Regions from separate parts of the Homo sapiens genome. Here region 2 is linked to region 1. Evidence: read pairs that join two places in POLR2A ChIA-PET (ENCODE). Cell type or tissue: OCI-LY7. All regions are shown on one strand. Links, peaks and the distances in the headings refer to the core of each region. The heading gives the core; the rest is flanking DNA.

Region 1 (7,725 bases), core at 1,200-5,199:
CATACGGGGTGCATGCTTAAATTTTTTTAAAAAAATACCTAACTGTTTTCCATAATAGTTGCATTTTCACAATCCCATTAACAGTGCATGAGAGTTCCAGTTACCACATCATTTAGTAGGTCAGTCTTTTAAACATTCTAAAAGATGTGTATTGTTATGTCATTGTAGTTTTTATTTGCATTTCCCCTAAGGCCTTATAATGTTCAGCAGCTTTTTATGCACTTATTTGCCGTTCATATATCTTCTTTGGTAATGTGTTTGTTCAAATCTTTTGCCATTTTTAATTGGATTATCTTCACAAAATTGAGTTTTGAGAGTTATGTTCTGGATACAAGCCCCTTGTCATATAGGTCATTTGCAAATATTTTCTCCCAGCCTGTGTGTTATCATTTAATACTTTAAAAAGTCTTCCAAAAAGTAAAAGTTCTTAGTTTGAGAATGTCCAATTTTTTTGTAATGAATCATGCTTTTGGTGTTGTAACTAGGAAATCTGCCTAATCCAGGGTCACAAAAAAATTTTTAAATATATTTGAAAGATGTTTCTCCATTGCATTCTTGATTGTATCAGTTCTGTTGAGAAATCTGCTTTTATTTGTGTATTTTTCTCCAGGTTCTTTTAAGATTCCCTTTTTATTTTTAAATTTAAGCAACATGATTATGAAGTGACTTAGCATAGTTTTCCTCATGTTTTCCTGTGTTTGCAGTTCACTGGGCTTATTAAATCTATACATTTAAAATTTTCATCAACTTTAAAAATTCTTGTCCATTATTTATTTATTTTTTCTGCCTGTCTCACCCCTTGGGGATCCAATTACACTTGAAGCATTCTTTTCTCTATGTGTTTTGTTTTAGATGGTTTCCATTGCTATGTCTTCAAGTTCTCTAATCTTTTATTCTGAAATGTCTAATCTCTCATTGATCCTACCTAGTAATCTTAGACTAGATTTTTAATTTTAGTCATTATAGTTTTCATCTCTAGAAGTTTATTTTGGATTTCTTAACTTGCATGTCTTTACTTAACATGCTCAATCTGCACTCTAACTTCTTGAACATGTGGAATATGGTTAAAATAACCATTTTAATGTTCTCTACTAATTCTATTATCTGCATAATTCCTGGGTCAGTTTTGACTGTCTGATTTTCCCCCTTATTATGTGTTGTATTTTCCTGTTTGTTTGCATGCCTGGTAATTTCTGATTGGATGCCAAACATTGTGAGTTTTACTTTAGACGGTGCTGGATATTTTTGTATTCTCATAAATATTCTTGAACTTTGTTTAGGGATTCAGTTAAATTCCTTGGAAATAGTTTTAACCTCTCAGGCTTGTTTTTAAGCCTTTTTAGGCAAGACCAGAGCAGTAGTTAGTGAAGGGATAATTTTTCTTCACTGCTGTGGCAAAACTCTCCTTAGCATTCTACCAAATGGCATGTGAATTATGAGGTCTTCCACACCAGCTATTGAGAACAGGGATTATTCCTGGCCCCGTGTGATCCTGGGTATTGTTTCCTCTAATCCTTTTGGGTGTTTCTTCCCTTGGTCTCAGCTAGTTTCCTAATACACATTAGATATTAAATATAGCAGCCTCCATGGACTACTGACTCCATCCCCACAATTTAGGGAAACTCCTCAACTCGGCCTCATTTCCTCCTCTCTGTACCGTGGCCTGAAAACTTTGTTCAGTCAGTAAGTTAGGGCAATTTTATGGATCTCTTCATTTATTTCCCATCTCGCAAAGATCATTGTCCTTCATTGACTGACATCTTGTCTTGAGAACAATTGTTTCATGTACTTTGTCTACTTTCTTAGTTATTTCCAGCAGGAATATAAATCCAGTCCCTACTGCTGTATTTTGAGAGGAAATGTTAACTCTAAATTACATTTTAATGTTGAGTCTTACTTCTCTGGTTTTGTTTTCTGATTTTTTTTCTTCTTAGATGGTAGATTTTATGTGGACATATGGGAAATGACAATTGCTAGACATGAGGAGAAATTACAGGGAATGAGCAGACATATGGGAAATATGGTTTAAAAAGAACAAAGAGAAAGAATTGGGAATGAAATGAGAACAAATGGCCAGATCTGGGGAAAGGAGTTGATGGAGAGTGTCAAAGTCATCTGAAATCCCACCTCTCACCTCTGCTAGGCCAAACGTGTGACTGCAGAAGGATTCAAGCTCATCACTTCAACTTGGTAACTTTAATCTGTCAGTGAGCTGGTCCTCCCAGCAACCTATCAAAGACAAGGTGCATAAATTTGTCATCTCTATTTTTCAGAAGGAGAAACACCAAAATTGTTAGACAACAATCTCAAAATTGCCCAGAGAATAGGGCCTGGTTGAGAACTAGAAATCTTAAGTATATCTTGTTACTACTTTTCCCAAATGGTTATCTAAGCATCACTCATTGTGAGAGGAAGTCACTTCACTTCTCTAAGTTCTCAGTTTCCTTATCTGGAAACTGGAATAAGAACTCCCACATGAGAGGTCAACATGAGGGTTTACTGAGATGGTGCGTGAAAACCTGTGCGCCGTGCCTGACACTGAATATTACATGTACAGTTCTGTGTATTTTCTCTTCTAGAGGGAGATACTGGAAGAATGTCTTAAATACAGAGATGAATCAGCCACCATGGGCTGTCAAATAAGAGCTGGACAGAGGACCAGCCTACAGGCCCACTCCCTACTCTCACCAGGCTATCCCAGCCCTGGGCTATCTCCTAATTAAAGAATCAAAGTCAGAAGACCTGGACTCACCCTCTAGGTATCTGACCTGGGGACAATTATTTAGCCCCTCAAGGAAGTAAAGGCATGAAGGAGACACTTGTGACAGGAGAGAAAAGTAATTCAGGCAGACAGAGCCAAAAATTCCTGAGGGCAGAAAAGGACCTGGTGTATTGATAGCAAGGAAGTCAGTGTGGCTGGAATGGAGAAGAAGGAGAGAGAGGAAGAGGAGGGAGGAGGAGGAGGGGGAAAAGAAGAGGGGGAAGAGGAAGAGGTATGGGTAGGTATGGAGAGGGTGGGAGGAAAAAAAGAAGGTGAAGAGGAGCCAGAGAAGGGTGCAAACACTGACAACAAGGTATAAGCCATTGCAAAGCTTGGCTATGCAAGATCCTCCCCTGCACATTCCCTGCCTGTCTTCAGCCTGTTTTCTCCACCAAACAATGCTCATTCCATTCTTAGCATCTAATGGAAGCAAGAAGATGGAAATAACCTAAAACTCCAACAATAGAGTTTAAAGAAATTAACATCTAAGATTCATACCTCTGAAGAACATTTATGACTCAGGAAAATGCTTACACTATATCACTAAATGAAAAAAGTGGGAGTGAGTCAAAGCTGTGTAGCTAATTTTGTTTAAATGCATGCATATACACATCCTTTCTTTTTCCCAGAGAATTATACCACAGTGTAATAAAAGTGCTTACCTCTAAGTGGCTGAATTATAAGCATTTTTAATTTTTTAATTATTTTTCAACTTTTTTTTTTTACAACAAACCTATTACTGTTATAATCAGAAAATAATAACACTCATAAATGAATTAAATAATTTAGTCCAGGATATCATCATCTTCAATAACATATTTCAATTCACAAATTTATTAGGTACTCTCAGGGTATTAAGAGGGTTTAAAATAGCCCAGTGTTAATGCTGCCCAGGTCTATATTGCAATATGAATTCATAAGATATTATAGTTATTTGAAAATTATATAAATGGCTTTATATCATAGGCTATTTACTTTGGAGAAGAATTAAATGAGCAGATTTATCTTAGACCCCATTTGCTGGAATTAACTTGAAAAGTATTGTCTTAAGTAGGTCTGTCTCCAAGATCACATTATATTAAAAGACCAAGAACTAGTAGAAAATCAAGACCCACAATGATAAATGTCACTGTAAAATCTTATTACTATTTTTTAACCAAATATCTTCCTCCAAAATATTATAGTGTTTGATATTATAGGTGAACCTCTTTAATCATTTCAGTGTATAGATTTTAGAACATACTGAAATGATAAAATGAAAACATATTTTATTTTGTATAACCTTTGGCCTCTAACTTCCACAACGCTTAAAAAATAGACTATTACCAGCACCATGGAATCTTTCCCTTGTGATCACTCTCAATTACTGCCTCCATCTCCCTCCCCCAACTTAACCAATACCCTGACTTCTAACACTATAGATTAGATTTGCCTGTGTTTGAAGTTAATAAAACTGGAATGAAACAGTATGTGTTCCTTTATGTCTTGCTTCTTTCACTCAACATTACTGGGGTTGTATCCATGCTGTTTGATACAATAGTAACTTAGCAATTTTCATTTCTGTATCCTATTCTTTTGTATGAGTATTCCACAATTTAGTTATCCATACCACTGTGTGTAGGTATTTGTGTTGTTTCTAGGCTGCAGCTGTTATAATAAAGGCTGCCAGAAGGATTCCTGTTTCACTGGATTTAGATAGAAGCATACTCATTACAGCTGCCTTATTTAGGTTAGCTGCCTTGGTCTTGAACCCTGGCTGCACGTTACGATCACCCTGCTGCCTGGGAACTAGTTCTGCAAGTAATTCTGATCTGGGCTGGAGTTAAGAACCAATGTGCTAGATATTGAGACCCCACCCCCAGACAAAAAAGGAGAGTAATCCAGTTTAGGGGATTCTCAATGAATTGCTTTCTGGAAAGAGGACAATTAAATGCAATGTAAAAATTGATTTTGTTTGCATTGACTTTATCCTTCATATTTTTACTTCAATTTCCTAAACCAAAAGATTATAGGTACTGGTTTTATGATACTTGTAAGTGGCCTCCAGAGTATTTTGAAAATTCCCCAAATTCTCGAAGGAAGGTTACTTTATATGTGGCTTAAAGATGCATGTGTCATAATTTAGCATACCTTGGGTGGAGGATTAGGCTATCAAAAATTCAAACAGACATGACTTTGGTGTCCCAGCTCCACAAACAGTGAGACTTCAAAAAGGCAAGAGTTAATTTTCCTTGGTCCAGATCATAGCCTGGAATTAAATGAGCTCTACTTAATAACTACTGTTGCAACTGAAAATTTGGTTGGTGCTATTTAATTCCCTGAATTCTTGAAACTGTTTTTTGGACTCATGCCCAGGAGCTGTCTTGATAAATGTGTCTCAGAGAATGAAAAACAAAAATGGACAGCATGGCTCTAGAAAGTACAGTAACAAATAGTATGGAAATATCACAAGATCTAAAATTTGCTTTCTCTTCAAGTTCAATCTCCAATCATTGATAGATAGGCAAGAACAGAGGCCATAAACCCAATTATTTTGTCTTATGTGTAGAATACGTTAGAAATTTAATATTATTTATATGTAGCCAGGTAGTAGAATGCCTTCAACTTCTAGTGTGATGAGGCCTGTTTTAGGTCCTGTCTGACCCAGAATAACTCCTCCAGTAGCCTCCTCTCCCACCTGACTTGACATGACTTTAACCACTGACCAAGAAACATTATTTGAGCTTTGACTATGTGATAGATTTCCTGAAAGCTTCTGTAGGGCCAATAAAGACTCCACCTTGGGGTCTTCAAGGAAATTGGAATCTTTTGGGGGTAATCTTACACTCATGCAAAGAAAACTAAGATTGCAAAGCAACCATGATGTGTCAGAAGCCCAGTGAGCTGGTGGTCAGTAAAACCTTCTCATAAGCAGTAGACATGAGCTGAATCTTAAAGGATGGTCAGACTTCTAATAGGTAGGCAGGAAGGGGAAGGGCATTTCAGACAAGAGCAAATGTGAAGAAAAAAAGACGGGAAAATGTTCAGTAAACAGTGAGGAAACCAATTTCATTGGAGTGGGAGATTCTTCTAAAGCATGGCAATTAAAAGTTTGTGCACTTGTGGTCAGGAGTTCGAGACCAGACTGGGCCACGTAGCAAGACCCCATCTCTACAAGAAAAAAAAAAAGATTTGTGATTGCAACTAAAGACAGAGCAAAAGATGGTGTACATAACCCACTAGTTTCATATTCCAGTGTGAAAAGATCTTGATGACAGCGAGGAATTAGAGACAATCTTCTGACCAATTGAGATGGTAACAACTAAGCAATTGGATAGAAACAAAACAAAATTCTAACCAAAATTCTCTAAATATATTAAATAATACCAAAAATAGCAGCAATTGAAATCTACAACCAACTTAAGACCACCCTTATGATGTCCTGCCCCTCCCAGCTGCTCAAGCACAAAGCCTGAAAGTCATTCTTCATCCCTCCCCCATCAATCCCTCCTACGATCTGTCCATCACCAAATACTTTCAGCTCTGCCTCTGTTTCTTTCCACCACCATCACCCTAAGCCAAGTCACCTGATCTCTCACCACACTCCAACTGATCTTGCTGCTTTCTTTCTTAACCTCTGTGCCCCCTCATCCTTCCCACTTCAGCCCCAATACCTGATTTACACAGCAGCTAGAATGCCATCTAACAATCCTGAATCTAATGAGATTATTCTAAAACATTCCTAAGGTCCCCACTGTACCCTTTATAATAACATATAGGATCTGTAACCTGACAAGGCCCTCTAGTTCCTAAGGAGGTACCCATTCTAATGCCATCTTGCCTCATGCTTCCCTTATTTCAGTGATTGTGTCCACACTCTTCTCCTGGTTCCTTAAACTAGATCCATTCTTACCAACCTTCTTACAGTGCACTTTGTACCCACTCTGCCTGGCTAGCTCCTAGCATACCAATGGCCAAAGTTGAAGTGCCTCTTCCCCACAGGCACTTGCTTTGACAATCCCCCAATCTAAAATTTTGTCCTGCATGTAATTCTCTCCATGGATCCTTGTCTTTTATTTCATGGCACTTAACACAATTTATAATTATACATGTAACTTTTGTGTTTGTTTAAAGCTTTAAGTGTCATGCAAATATAGACCAGGTATGTATGGTTCATCACTGTATACCGAAGCCTAACAGTACCTGACACCGAAGGTGTGCAATAAATATAACTTCAATGCATGAAATGAGGAAATTCTCACTAGCTCTTTGTGTGCCGAACCACAATATGGATTCCAGTTCTCAATAATCTCTAGCACTAAATTTAGTAACTCATTTGATCAGTTACTTATAAGTAGTCTTTTTTTATATGTTTAATAAAGAGAAGGGTTAAAAAAAAAGAGAAGGTTGCTTTTCCCAAAGACAGAATAAAAATATTGCATTTTTAGATAGTTTATACCACATATGAATGACATTTTGACCTACAAAAGCCCTCACCTTTGAGACACAGTAACACATAAAGGCAGAGAGAAATAAGTTTGGAAAGTAAATCATAATACAGTCATACTTTGGAAATATTGCAAGTTTGGTTCCAGACCACTGCAATAAAGAGAATATCGCAATAAAGTGAGTCACATAAATTTTTTGTGTTCCAGTGAATATAAAAGTTATATTTACATTACATTGTAGCGTATTAAGTGTGCAATACCATTGTATCTAAAAATGTGCATACCTCAATTTAAAATACTTTGTTGCTAAAAAATATTAACAATCATCTCAGCCTTGAGCAAGTCCTAATCTTTTTGCTGGTAGAGGGTCTTGCCTCCATGTCAATGGCTGCTGACTGATCAGCATTATGGTTGCTGAAGGTTGGGGTGGCTATGGTAATTTCTTAAAATAGGACAGCAATGAAGTTTGCTGCATCAATTGACCCTTTCACAAAAGACTTTTGTGTAGCATGAGATGCTGTTTGATAGCAATAGAAC
Region 2 (7,725 bases), core at 1,999-5,998, 530 kb after region 1:
CTGCAATCTCAGCACTTTGGGAAGCCGAGGCCAGTGGATCACTTGAGGTCAGGAGTTCAAGACCAGCCTGACCAACATGGTGAAACCCCGTCTCTACTAAATACAAAAAAAATTAGCCAGGTGTGGTGGTGCACACCTGTAATCCCAGCTACTTGGGAGGCTGAGACACGAGAATTGCTTGAACCCGGCAGGTGGAGGTTGCAGTGAGCCGATACTGCACCATTTGCACTACAACCTGGGCAACAAGAGTGAAACTCTGTCTCAAATAATAATAACAATAAATAAATAAAAATAGGAAATGCAAATATTTCACAGGGGCATAAGGTGAAAAGTCTTTCTTCCTACTGCTTTAACATCATCCAGTCCACATAAGTAAGTAGTTTGTGCATCCTTCCAAGAATTGTATATTATTATATTTGTCTTAAAAAAACTCTATAATTATTTAAAGAAGTCTTGCATTTATGTTGAAAATCTGTTTTCAGGAAATTTAAGTTGTGCTTTACCTCATCATAGAACAATATGCCTTATGCAATAGATGAATCCTGAAATCTAACAGCAGAGCAGCCTGAGCTGAGTCCTTATTTCTTCACTTTTGTAAAACAATGATAAGTGTTCATGAGACAATTGGCATCCCTGACCCCTCCCCTTGTGTGTGGAACGCAGGTCCTCTCCCAGCCTGACTTACTGGGTTACGTTTGCTCTCTGGGCTGGGTTGTGTTCACCTCAGAGGTCTTGGTGAAAATGACCTCTTTGGTCTCCTGAAGCCTCATTTCGTTATTTTGGCTCTGTGGGTGGTATCTTTCATGCGTCAGTCGAGCATGCTGTTTAAATCAAGAGTTGTCACTGATTCTCCCATTCCCTCATCCCAAATTCCTGGTGACCTGTGGCTGAAGCACTAGCCAGGATTTTAGAATAGAATAAACCAGTTATCTATATGTGAATCAAAGTAATGATTTTTATATCATTAATAGCTATCATCACTGAAACACCTCAGAAATGCACCTAAGTGTGTTTAATTGTAGAGGTGTATGAGAAGCCCTAACCCTCTATGATCTTAACCATTTAGTGGGGATTTTTGACTTTCAAAACTGCCTTACATTTGTATATAGTGTATTCCCTTTTCAGTTAGATCCTAGTCACCCATTTGGTAGATGAGAACATGCAGGCCCACAGAAGTGACAGCACTTGGTTCAGATCACCCAAATGACTGGCGTAGAGCCAACTCCACAGCCAGGTCTCCTGCCCTGTTCATGTTCTTTCTGGAGGTTCTTGCCTGCCGGAGGCCTTGTATTATCAGAGAAGAAGTCTGTGTGAAAAAAACAGCCCAAGATTTTTTGTTTGTTTTTTTTTTTTAAACAGTCTTGCTCTGTTGCCCAGGCTGGAGTGCAGTGGTGCGATCTCGACCCACTGCAACCTCTGCCTCCCAGTTTCAAGCGATTCTCCTGCCTCAGCCTGCGGAGTAGCTGGGACTACAGGTACCCGCCACCACACCCAGCTAATTTTTGTATTTTCAGTAGAGACAAGGTATCACCATGTTGGTCGGGCTGGTCTCGAACTCCTGCCTTCAGGTAATCCGCCTGCCTTGGCTTCCCAAAGTGGTGGGTTTACAGGTGTAAGTCAGTGTGCCTGGCCTAGCCTGCGGTATTTTAACAGATTTTAGACTGATGTGATTTCAACTGGACTGATAGCTCATTTTACTTCTCCTCGGCACATTTGGCTTTGTTTTACCCTATTCAAAGTAGCCGAGTGTAGAGAACAGTTTCAGCGCAAAAGTATAAATAGTGTAAATCGAAGAGTTTAATCTGTACAGCATTGCTAGTCTGAAAATCTGAAATTCTCCAAACTCCAAAGCATTTTGAGCATCAACATGATGGCACAAGTGGAAATTCCACACCTGACCTCATGTGATGGTTTACAGTCAAAATGCAGGCACACAACAGCTTATTCAGCATCCCCGAAGGGGTTAGTGTACGAGGTACAGTAACTTTAATCAGAATATAGCATTGTAGGTGGAGACTGCAAGCCTGCCATTGTTTGTGGTTGCTCTTGTTTGGCAGCTGGTGCAGGTATTCTGGGGATGCTACTATGCTGCTTAGTTGCCCCAAACACATTAGTTTTTACTGTGTTAATGGTATGTCTTATTTTTTACTGTTAAGTACTTATGTGTGAATACAAGTAAAAAATGATGGCTTATTGGTAGCATATAAATTCAGAGTCAGGAATGATGGTAATGCTGAACAACCACAGATTGTCCACATGGGTGGTTGAGATAATGACACCTTTGCTTTCTGGTGGTTCAATGTACACAAATTTGGTTTCATGTACAAAATTACTCAAAATATTAAATAAAATTATATTGAGGCTGTGTGTATAAGGTATATATGAAACATAAACTGATTTTGTATTTAGACTTGGGTCTCATTCCCAAGATACCTCATTCTATATATGCAAATATTCTAAAATCTGAAAATATCTAAAATCTATAACACTTCTGGTCCCAAGAATTTTGGATGAGGGAAACTAACCCTGTACTTGAAAAATGATTATCCATGGGACAAATTCTAGTAGTTTCCCTTGAAACAGTCATTCTATCCGTGAATGACATTGAAAACCAATTCTTTTCTTATTTATTTATTTATTTATTTATTTATTTATTTATTTATTTATTTTTGAGGCGGAGTCTTGCTCTTGTTGCCCAGGCTGGAGTGCAGTGGCGCAATCTCAGCTCACTGCACCCACTGTCCTCCTGGGTTCAGGTGATTCTTCTTCCTCAACCTCCCGAGTAGCTGGGATTACAGGTGACTGCCACCACGCCTGGCTAATTTTTTTGTATTTTTAGTAGAGACGGGGTTTCACCATGTTGGCCAGGCTGGTCTCAAACTCCTGACCTTGTGATCTGCCCACCTTGGCCTCCTAAAGTTCTGGGATTACAGGCGTGAACCACTGTGCCTGGCCATGAAAGCCAATTATTTTCTTCTGTCTATCATGTTTCTGCTGTTATTGCTTCTTTATTATTAATAATCCTTTTCTTTCTTTTTTGGAGGGGCAGGGAGAGTGTCTCACTTTCTTGCCTAGGCTCGAGTGCAGTGGTGCAGTCACAGCTCACTGCAGCCTTGAACTCCTGGGCCCAAGCGATCCTCTTGCCTCAGCCTTCCAAGTAGCTAGGAGTACAGGCATGTGCCACCATACTTGACTAATTTTTTGGTTTTTTGTAGAGACAGAGTCTTGCTATGTTGCCCAGGCTGGTCTTGAACTCCTGGATTCAAATCCTCCCACCTTGGCCTCCCAAAACATTGGAATTACAGGCATGAGGTACCAGGCCTGGCCCATAATAATTTTCTAATGTTAAAAGCCACTTTTTTTTTTTTTTTTTTTTTTTTTTTAGCAGCACGTCCCCACTCTTTGTCTGTGTTAGGGTTTAGTCAACAGAATAAAGCCAAAGAATTTTTTCTATCTGCCCTCACAGGTGCAAGCCTTGAAAGCATGTTCTCTGATAAAATACAGTATGCGGAAAGTCAGTCATCCACACAAAGAATGCAGTTTACGTGAATATAGGGTCTGGGTAATAGGAAGTGCAGTGACATGCAAACTGAACCTTATTTGCCTAGAAAAAGAACCCCAGTTAAAAGATAAGCACCAAAAAACTATAAAAAGACCAGAGTTAGATATCTAGTCTGAATTTCTACTTTTTAACTTTAGAATGGGGGTTGATCTAAAGTAAAGGGCCAGAGAGTAAATATTTTTGGCTTTGCAGGCCAATATGTTCTCTGTTGTAACTACTCAACTCTGCAGTTGTAGCATAAAACCAGCCATAGATAACACATAAACAAACAAGAGTGTTTATATTGCAGTGAAACTTTATTTACAAAAGCAGATAGCCAGTTTGTGGGCTATAGTTTGCCAACGTCTGCTATAGATTATAAAGGACCCTAGTAAGTTTTGTAGAGTAGTGGCTAACCAAATTGCTATAGCTAGATTCTTTTTAAAAAGTTATTTTCTTCTGATCACAAAAGTAATAATATGTTCATGTTACAAACAGAAACTCTTAAATTAGATAGCGAATATGCCTAGAATCCCTCACTATTCTTATGCTTTTAGATAACTACAGTCAGTGATTTGATAAATGTTTCTTCAGATGATTTTCTTTCTTTTTTTAAGGTTAATTTTTTATAGAGATGGGATCTTGCTATGTTGCCCAGGCTGGTCTTGAACTCCTAGGCTCAAGTGATCCTCTTACCTTGGACTTCCAAATTGCTGGAATTACAGATGTAAGTAAGCCACCACACCCAGCCTCTTCAGATGATTTTTTTTTTTTTTTTTTTTTTTGAGTTGGAGTTTTGCTCTTGTCACCCAGGCTGGAGTGCAGTGGCACAATCTCGGCTCACTGCAACCTCCGTCTCCCAGGTTCAAGTGATTCTCCTGCCTCAGCCTCCCGAGTAGCTGAGATTATGGGATCCCGCCATCACACCCGGCTAATATTTTGTATTTTTAATAGAGACAGGGTTTCACCATGTTGGCCAGGCTGGTCTCAAACTCCTAACCTCAGGTGATCCACCCGCCTCAGCCTCCCAAAGTGCTGTGATTACAGGTGTGAGACCCGGCCTCTCCAGATGGTTTTTTATGCATATACTATTTGGTTGTAGTCTTTAGTTATAGTTTTATCATTCCTTATTCCAAATTTTTATTGTTTAGTCCCATTTTTCCCAGCAGGCACATGGTCTGGAACAGATGGCACAGATTGATTCCCCTTTATTGTCATCGGAGGGGATAACAGGCTGGAAATAAGATTTTTATTTCACAGGGCTCTTTTCTGAAATAATGTTTTATTTTAATGATATTTTATTTGAATTAACCTCCAATCTACATATGTCCAACAGAGGCACATTTGATATTTATGTGAAATGTGATGGTGTTGGAAGATGTGTTGGTAACTATGATAATCGTGGGAGTTTCGGCGAACTGGCCTTAATGTACAATACACCCAGAGCAGCTACAATCACTGCTACCTCTCCTGGTGCTCTGTGGGGTTTGGTGAGTAAAATACTTATTTGACCTGAATGTTATGATTTGTAGCAATTGCTATGACGGTGTTACAAATTGCCGCATGTAGTATTTTAATTTAAAGATCATCAGTCATCAGGTAATTTATTAAGCAGCCACTGAATGCTGAACTGTAGGGCACTAAGACTTCACTAAGTCAGATCCTGATGTCATTGCCCCCACTCCTCCAGTCCAGTCAGGAGCTTGGGACCTGGTGGCCCAGGAAAGACACTCAGATTCAGAATGCTCCTGTCTTACCCACTCTTAGAAAATAACCAGCCATACAAACACAGCCTTAAGTACTTTTTCTCAGATAGCTTTCTGAGGTAAGTATTATAATCTGATAAAGTTGTGGCTCCCAGAGTGTGGTCCCCTGAACACTGGCAGCTGTATCACTTGGGAACTTTTTAGAAATGCCCATTCTGGGGCCCCACCCACTGATTCTGACCTACTGCATCAGAAATTCGGAGTTTGAGAAACCAGTATAAAAGGATGCTCTTGGTGCTATAAATTGATTGGTAACTACTCTGCATTTAAAAGCAGTTGTGTAGGGAAAAAATGCTTGGTGGCTGTGCTCATGTGCCCCACATCAGAATTACCTGGAGTATTTTTTTAAAATCCTCTTACCTAGCCACGAGGTCAGGAGATCGAGACCACGGTGAAACCCCGTCTCTACTAAAAATACAAAAAATTAGCCGGGCACGGTCGTGGGTGCCTGTAGTCCCAGCTACTCAGGAGGCTGAGGCAGGAGAATGGCATGAACCCGGGAGGCGGAGCTTGCAGTGAAGCTGAGATTGCACCACTGCACTCCAGCCTGGGCGACAGAGCGAGACTCTGTCTCAAAAAAAATCCTCTTACCTAGACCTCACCATGGGCAAATTGATCAGAATCTTCAGCACTGGGACCTGAGCATTAGTACTTTTAAATACATTTCTTAATGTGGTATTCCCGCAAGACTTAAAAGCTGGTTTAAAGATACATTCGGGCAATATTTTCACATATGATAGGATGCAAATTATTAGGCACTACTAAAGCTCCTTCTGGAGGATTGTATTTAAGGTAGTGATTCTCAAACTTTAATATGCTTACAAATCACCTGGGAATCCAGTTAAAATGCAGATTCTGATTCAGTGGTTCTGGGGTGAGGCCCGTGATTTTTGCATTTCTCATCAGCTCCCAGGAGATGGCAGTACTGCCTGATGTCAGGCCAAACCTTAAACAGCATCGATTTAGGGAAATGTTTACAGTATATGTATTTTCTTTTAAAATTGTTGAAAATAGCCCACCCACTAGTTTTGACATGCATTTATTGGGTTATTTCTCTCAAATCCTTTTGTGGAAAGAGAAGAGGTTGAAGTAAATATGAAGTCTGTTAAAAGTCTCATTTCCAAGGACTACTGTATATAGCATTGTGGAAGTCACACATTATTTAGTCACAGTTCAGCATTTGACTCTGAAGTCAATTCAGCTGATAAAAAATATCTCTTGATCAAAGAGACAAGACATTTTACATTTCTTTTAATTGGAACCAGTTATTATATACTTATTTAAAAATGTGATGAGTCACTTTTTTAAGGTTTAGAGGAAAAGCTGAATTGTCTCAGGAAAAGGAAAGAACTGTCAGTGATTTGAATACCCAAAGCCAGCAAAGAAAAAACTTCAAACCAGGACAGTCCTTCACCCACAGAAGTCTTTGTCTGCCTGTAATTAAAGTGGTGGGATAAATCTAGCATCTGCCATGACCTGTTTTATTCAGGAAGGTTTACTTTTCAAATGTAGTCATTCCAATGGGGTTGCCGTTCAGATTCAGATTGTCAGATTGTCACACAGTGAGGAAACTGCCTCCTTGCACATCTTCAGAATAAGATCAACTGTTTTATAGGTTGGCCTCTTTGAATACTGATAGTTTTTAGCCCTTGTAGAAACTTTAATGGGGTATAAAAGACCCAGAATTTCCTAGTGCACGTACTACTTAAGTTCCTAAGATAGGATTAAGCATTTTCAGAGCTTTTTAGTAGTCTATACATGTTATTAAATTTTATAAAAATGGGCAGTTTGTGATAATCCTCCTGACATATAATAGCTTTCTAAAAAAGTTAGAATAATTAACATAATTACTTAGTATTTCAAGCCTACTTTTTAAGGGTGACTTGACTAATTATAATAACTCCTTCTCAGGGAGAGTCGAGTAGAAAATAAATTTTTCTTTTAAGGTCAACAGACTGGAGGTCTGCCTTATAAATACAGGTGTGTAAAGATAAGCAAAAAAAGCCCAAGAGAAAAGTCCATTGCAGAATAGTCTCACTCTGTAAATAATATTTGGTCACTATTAGCCTTAGGGCTAACATGATCTACGTGACTATACTGATGATTTGGAAAGGTGATTTTTGAAATGGCTTCAGGATGAAAGTATTTGAAATTCTGGACTTTATATGTCACAGTGGGTGTGAAGAGGTAGGTTACTAATGGAAAATTCTTTCTGAGAGATATAACTGATTATGATTAGTTTCTAAATCATTAAGCTATTTTGAGTCTTCTCTGTTTTGCAATAACCGCTGTCCATACAATGGTGTTATACCTGATTTCCAAACCTGATTACATATCAGAATCACTTTGGGAGCATTTATGAATTATTGAGCCCTACATGCAGAGATCTTGAGTCATTAAGGTCTGGTGTCTCAGAAA

The links. ChIA-PET counts read pairs that join two places held together with the same protein. Peaks named below come from ENCODE experiments on the same cell type or tissue, not always from the same donor. Only the 100,000 strongest peaks of a DNase experiment are listed, where the experiment ranks them.
Region 2: POLR2A ChIA-PET joins it to region 1 with 5 read pairs; 2 of 35 experiments call an interaction of 5 or more read pairs at or near these places.

What each region holds. Positions count from the first base shown.
Region 1 is chr7:106,613,543-106,621,267 of GRCh38, forward strand. No RefSeq gene overlaps it. Among named protein-coding and RNA genes, the nearest start is that of CTB-30L5.1, 19 kb to the left of the region's middle. In OCI-LY7, for the core only: no CTCF peak of the experiment used is centred there; no DNase peak of the experiment used is centred there.
Region 2 is chr7:107,141,431-107,149,155 of GRCh38, forward strand. PRKAR2B (protein kinase cAMP-dependent type II regulatory subunit beta) reads left to right here. Exons shown (of 11, transcript NM_002736.3): 6 at 4,878-5,031. Among named protein-coding and RNA genes, the nearest start is that of HBP1, 24 kb to the right of the region's middle. In OCI-LY7, for the core only: no CTCF peak of the experiment used is centred there; no DNase peak of the experiment used is centred there; H3K4me3 peaks cover 204 bases; H3K27ac peaks cover 2,055 bases.